Linked DNA regions of Homo sapiens: region 2 is linked to region 1. Evidence: chromatin contacts called from ENCODE Hi-C or POLR2A ChIA-PET data. All regions are on one chromosome and are shown on one strand. Each heading gives the region's core, a stretch centred on a gene start or an enhancer-like site at or near the end of the contact. The rest is flanking DNA. Distances are from core to core; before and after follow the strand shown. Region 1 overlaps CABIN1 (calcineurin binding protein 1). Region 2 holds the start of KIAA1671.

What was found. Hi-C counts contacts between places; a loop is a spot of excess contacts on that map. ChIA-PET counts read pairs that join two places held with the same protein, here RNA polymerase II (POLR2A). Pooled maps may share reads with other maps.
Region 2: a loop to region 1 is called in a map of naive thymus-derived CD4-positive, alpha-beta T cell, with 19 times the contacts of the local background. The contact joins the promoter of KIAA1671 here to the enhancer-like site in region 1. A Hi-C loop is called at or near these places in 1 of 168 maps with a recorded cell type or tissue (naive thymus-derived CD4-positive, alpha-beta T cell) and 4 of 50 pooled maps. POLR2A ChIA-PET finds 5 or more read pairs at or near these places in 1 of 52 experiments (GM10248).

The regions. Positions count from the first base shown.
Region 1 is chr22:24,153,815-24,156,993 of GRCh38, reverse strand. All of the region lies in intron 29 of CABIN1 (calcineurin binding protein 1), which reads right to left. Among named protein-coding and RNA genes, the nearest start is that of SUSD2, 26 kb to the left of the region's middle. RefSeq lists an enhancer at 307-376 and a silencer at 557-1,146. Within about 2 kb of position 1,258, at least 35 of the 41 ENCODE cell types and tissues checked have a DNase peak (open chromatin) inside an H3K27ac peak, as active enhancers do.
Region 2 is chr22:24,951,363-24,954,398 of GRCh38, reverse strand. It overlaps KIAA1671, which reads right to left and starts at 1,683. Exons shown (of 13, transcript NM_001145206.2): 1 at 1,627-1,683. RefSeq lists a silencer at 1,617-1,866.

The sequences.
Region 1 (3,179 bases), core at 9-2,508:
TTCTCTCTGCAGACAAGGGCTGGGAAAGCCTGCAATTTGCCTGCAGCTGGCGCCCGCTCGTTTCCAGCCTCTCCTGCCAAATAAGACGTGGAGCGCTAAGGTCCCCAGAACTGCCGGGCTGTTCCTCCCTTCCCCCTCCCGGGAAAAGCAGAAACGACAAACAACCAAGTGCATGGGAGAGCCCCGCCGCCAACTCTGCTGTAGGCTCTATGTGCCCACCCCCCATCCCATGCAACCGTTACCCCTAACCTCACTCCTCCCACTCCGCTGCGGGGCAAGGTCCTAGCCCAGCGCACATAACGGGCCGGTGCTTGTAAAGGGCTGGAACCATCTTCCTGTCCCCGCACAGCACCTATTTATAGCTAGCGAAGCACCGCGCCCGGACGCGCTGCCCACCCGGCCGGGCGGCCAGCTCACCATCCCCAAGAGCGGCACGGCACAGCTCCTCGTCGGCGCCTTCCGCCGCAAAGTTGCTCTGGCGGGCGGCTTTCGCTTTCGCGCAGCGCACGCCCCCACGAGCCAGCTCCCAGCCCGGGGCTTGGTAGGGCTGGATGCGCTGGCGCGTGTGCGGGCTTCACCAGCGCCTGCCGCCCCCGCGCGCCGCCGCCCAAGCCGGCTTGGCCGCCCACCTGACGCTGAACCGGGTGCCAGCCCGCCCTGGGCATGGGGGCGCAGCACCCCGCCGCCGGCCGATTTCCTCCGCGGGGGCGCCGGGGAAACCACAGCCCACGGGCTTCCTGCTGCGCCTGGTGCGCCGAGGCGGGGGGCGGCCGCCAGAGCCCACCAGGGGACGATTGAGCAAAAGCGCCAGCAAAGTGGAGACCCAGACGGGCAGCGGAGGCGAAGCGGTTGCGCAGCCCCAGCCCCGGCCCCAGTCCCGGCCCCAGTCCCGGCCCCCGCCCCCGCCAAGTTCCTACCCGCCGGCTCCGCCGTGGCATCTGTGCAGTGGAGCTAGGGCGAGCGCCGGGCCATGGCCGCGGAGGCTCGTTCGCTCTCTCGCTCGCGGCGGGCCGGGGCGGGGCAGGCGCGGCCGGACGGGGCGCCGGCACTCTACTGGAAGCGGGCCCAGGAGCGCAACTGACTTTTGCCGGCCAATCCTCTCCGGTTCCCTGGACTGGCCGCTGGTGGCGGGCTGTGGACCGCTGCCGGGCAAAGTGGGTGCAGCTCTCACTGCAGGAAGCTGTGGGGCCCCAGAGAGCATGGTGTAGGGGTGGCCAGGAGTGCGGCAGGCCGGGATGGCATTGGCCAACTGTGTGTGAGGGTTATATCCCCCCTCTGCAGGCGGTGCCTATGTGAATGGCGCCCCCTGGAGTTGTGCCAGTAGTGCCCTGTGGCAGGCAGAAGTGTAGGTGTGTGGGGGAAACGACTGGCCACAGCCGAGCTGTCCTTGCTGTTACAGTTGGGCAGGGGGGCTGCAGTGAAGACCGCTGGAGTAATGTCCTCAGGGCGGAGGGCAAAAAAGAGATGCCATGGTAAGTGGGTTTTACAGCTGGAAGGGGCCTCATCTTCCAGCTAGGCTGTGAGGCCCACAGAGAAAGCACTGGGTTTGAGGGGTAGGGTTGGGAGTAGTAGGCAGCTCTCAGGACACCCCTTCCCCCAGTTTCAGTATTCCAAGAACAGCAACAGTACCCCATCCCCAGGACATGAGCAGCTTTGCAGAGCTCAGGGAGGGTCGCTCTCCGGCCTGGAAGCGGGTACTGTACCCTGCTACAGATGAGAAACAGGCTCAGGAGGGGAGGGCCTCACTCACAGCGTCTGGCCAATGCCCCTGGTACTCACAGCTCCAGTGTGCACACAGCATCTTCCTGATTTCCCATGAAGGTAGGCTGCACTGGGACAGTCTACCAACTCCTGGCTGCTCCTCCCACTCCAGCTGAGGGGAGGCCAAGGAAAGGCAGGGATGGGCCAACCTGCACGGGCTAGGTGAGAGAGATGCTGCCCCAAGCCCTGGCTTACCCACCCCCAACCCTTTGCCCCCATGAGCTTCTCTCTTATCACATAGCGAGCTTCTCTCTTATCACATAGCGCCGTTCCTCCCTCCACAGACACCCAGGGGCCTCAGACCCATTTAGCCCCTATCCTGGTGACACCTGTCCTAGTGACATCTCCTCTCTGAGCTGGCTGGTTTCCACCTGGCCTACCCCTGGGCTGGTTCCTGGAGCCAGCGGTCCAAGGCTTACTCTGTGCCCCTTCCAGGTACCCCTAGTCCAAATCAGCCCCAGGTCCAACCTGCCCCTTCAGCCTGGGTAATGTCACACTCTCTGCCCTCCTTCCTTCCCTCCAGGAGGAACTCAAGAGGCAGTGCCTCAGGATCTCCTCGAGGGATACTGCTCCCTGCCAGGCACTGGACTTGCTGCTGGGGACACAGAAGAAGGAGGCTGGGTTACCTAGAGATCATTCACTTGCAGGGGAGTCACAATGAGCACAAGCTACCTCAAGGCTGTGTGAGGACAAGGGGCTCCTCACCATGGTCAGGGTCTTAAGCAAGGAGTTCTAAATCTGCATGTTGCTCAAGCCACAACAGCCCCTTGCCATCTACCTACATTCATATAGTCATTTGACAGACACACATAGGGACAGGTTCAGAAACACTGGACACTGGTGCAGTCACACAGCAATAAGGCCACTATGGCTGGGACCTGTCCCCAAGGCCCGACTAGCTCCAGAGCTAGTTGGGCCACTCTTCCCGGCTGTCCACAGGGCTGTAGCAGACACGAGGACCAAAGCGACACTCACACCTTGCACAGCTCATGACCTTACTTCATACCTTATCTACTTCCTGTAAGATCAAGTTGGACCAAAGGAAGCTGAGAACATCTGCTCATCACACCCAGGCCAGGAAGAAACTGTGTGTTGTCTGTGGTGAGTGTGTGGCTCTCTGGAAACTAGTCCCCTGCATCCCAGAGGCCTCCAGGTCCATCACGGGCAGCACCTAGCTCTCCCCAGCGCGCATGCCTTCCCACAGAAAGAGTAGAGTGGATAGGTGCTCTCTCAGACACATTGCCAAAGAAGGGATCTGCAGGCACCACTCCACCTACCAGCACAGATGAACACACTGAGGCTCAGAATGGGCTGGGCAGCTTGGGGTCCCAGTGCCTGGCTATCACAGCAGGAGGGAGTCCTGTGGTGGAAGAGGGGAGCTCAGGGCTTCTGTGCTAAGCCTCTGCTGAGTAAAGCCT
Region 2 (3,036 bases), core at 434-2,933, 800 kb before region 1:
ATCTGGGCTTGTGTCTGTACAAATTCCTCGGGAACTGTCCCTGGCTGCAACAGGAAGGAAGGAGGCGCCAGAGTCTGGGGGTGCACACGTTTGTCCAGGAACCTTGATGGATTAGCAGAGGGAAAGCCAGACCAAGGGAGAAGCTTTGTCCAAATGTCTTGGTTACTCATTAGCCAAACCTCAGAGCTTCTCTCTGCAAGGGGGGATCAGAGGGGCAATTAACCCATTTGGAAGAAAGGTTAAGCTAAATAGCTCTCTAATCCTGCGGTTTCAAAAGATAGCAAGTAGGGTTTCTGGAATCTTTAGATACTGTAAGGCAAGCACAGGGGATGGGGCACGGGAAAGGAGAGGCCATAGACTGAGGGAGGCACTGATACTTATAGAGCCCCTACCTGTTTCATACCCTTCATTCCGATCCATCCTAGGCCAAGCCCATTTTGCCCAGAGGGTCCCCATCTGGATTCAGATAGGTTAAGTGTTTTGCCCAAGGTCACAAAAAAGGTGCAAAGAAAGTGTTTTTCTTTGTGCAACAGGTACAGTCCTTTCCCTTCCAAAAGATAATGGCTGCTCCTGGCTAGAGAAAGTTCAGTCCCGGCAGGCAGGAAGCCCTAGCCACCTAGGCGTCGCGCGGTGGAGGTCACACGCCTGCTCCGGGACTGGACAAACAGCAGGGTTTTAAGGCGCGGCGTCCCCACTCCCAGGCGAGTTTGTGCCAGCAGGGTGTGAAAAGGTCAGGCTCGGGTGGGGGTCAACGAGCCGCTTCCCATCCCGAGGGCCCCACCCGTGAGCCCGGGTGGGCCGCGCCGCCATCGGGGCGGGGACCACGCGGGCCTGCCTGGTAACAGGGGGACTGAGGCTTAATCCCATCAGGGCGCCTCCGCCCTGGGAAGACGAGCGGAGGGGGGGCGCAGGCCAGGCCGAGAGGACGTGTCCGGAGCCTCCGCGTCCGAGGGGCCCCGCGCGCCGCCCCTCTCACGCCCCCCGAACCACCGCGCTGTCCTCCGGGCTCCCCTCGACCAGGGTTCCGTCTCGCTCGCCGCCCTTGCTTCCCACTTCCACCTCCGGGGCCTCCAACCCGCACAAATGTCCAGACCCTAGCAGCTCCAGGCTGAGTAACCCAGATCTCCAGCGATCCCTCAGCTCCTAGCCACGGGATCTCTCTGAATCCATTCCCAAGGCTCAGGCTGGCATGGGAGGAGATTGATCCTCTCGCTCCCAGTCTCGAATCACCCTTCGCCGTCACCCCTGACTGGGGATCCAGTGGGACCCCAGGCCTCCAGCGCCCGATCCCCTCCAGGGATCGACTCCCAAGTCGCCAACCAGGTGGCACGTGATCCATTGGTTGCCCTGTGCGGGATCTTCCCGCGGGATCCACTCTCAAGTCTCGGGAGACGGATTCCCCGGCTCCCAAACCGGGATCCTCCCTCCCTGCAGACCCGGAGTCTGGGGAAATCCTCCGGCTCCCCGCCTCTTCCCCGGCCAACTTTGCCAACTTTTCTCCCGGGGCCTCGGCCGGGCAGAAACTTGGCGGCCCTCGCCAGCCGCCGTCACCCCCAGCTACCTCGTCGGCCGGGGACAGGAGGCGGCCAGCCGGCCCCCACTGCCCGCAGCCGCTGCGCAACCTACCGTGGAGCCACCGCCAGCCCGCGCCGCGCCGCCACCTGCCCGCAGCCCGCGGCACCTGCCCTGGGAGCCCGCAGCCCCGCGCAGCCTAGCCTGCTGGGGGCGGGGCCTCGAGCGGGGACGCGCCCCCGTCACCATGGGAACTGCCGCCGGCCGCGCCTGCGCGGAGGGGAGCAGAGCAGGCAGGACCCGAGTCCGCAGTGGCGCCTGGGCCTGGGACCTCTCCGGCGGGTCAGAGGTCACGACTCGCTTGGACACCCCTGCCGGAAGCGCTCCCGCCCCTCGAGGCCCGACCCCGCTCTGTCCAATTGGGAACTTTGCTCCGGGTACCCTCCCGCGTTCCCTGGATGTTCCCCAGTCACCAGCCAGGATCCCCCGCCACCGGCACCGACCCGCTGCCCAGCCGGCGACCCCGAGAGCCTAATGCAACCCAGGATTTCAGGAGGCGCTCCATAAATGTGGGCCCACTGACTTGCCTGGGCTGCTGGTGCCGGCCCGGGGGCGGGCAAGGTCTGTGCGCGGTGCTGGCGCCTCCTCGCGCCAAGCAAGGGCACTGCACCTGAGAGTTCGCTGGAGCGCCTACTGTGTGCGCATCCTCCTGCCATTATGTTGTGGGTGTGAGTTGTGGGGTAATGGGTACAGGAACTTGTGGACAAGTTGAGAGAATCGTAGGAAGTCGCCTCTGAAAGAGAAAATACCTGTTCTGTTATCCGTTACTCATTTCATTCAGCAGATCTTTATTAAGCACCTATTGCATGCTGGGTGCTGGAGAACCCAGTGGTGGGCAGCTGGCAAAATCCAGGCTGTTGTGCAGCTTACAGATATTCAAACAAATAATTTCACGAGTATATCAAATTGAATCTGTGACATGTGCTCCTATGGGAAATGTACAGAGCATGAATAACTGGAGGACCTAAAATCAATGTGCCTTTATTATAAGCAAGATAGACCTCAATAAAAAAAGAGAAAGAAAAGGACATCACAGGCTGCGCACGGTGGCTTGTAATCCCAGCATTTTGGGAGGCCGAGGCGGGTGGATCACCTGAGGTCATGAGTTTGAGACCAGCCTGGCCAACGTGGTGAAACCTCGTCACTACTAAAAATTACAAAAATTAGCTGGGCGTGGTGGCGGATGCCTGTGATCCCAGCTACTCGGGAGGCTAAGGCAGGAGAATGGCTTGAACCCGGGAGGTGGAGATTGCAGTGAGCCAAGAGCGCGCCACTGCACTCCAGCCTGGACGACAGAGCAAGACTCCATCTCAAAAAAAAAAAAAAGAAAAAGACATCACATTGTGTGGCTTCAGGAGGATTGGTGGGGAGACTTCTTGCCTCATTTTGCTCTTAAATTGTTGGGTGTGTGTAAGAAACAAGGGTAGCTCCTGTTCTCCACACCGTTTGCACTGCAACCCTTTT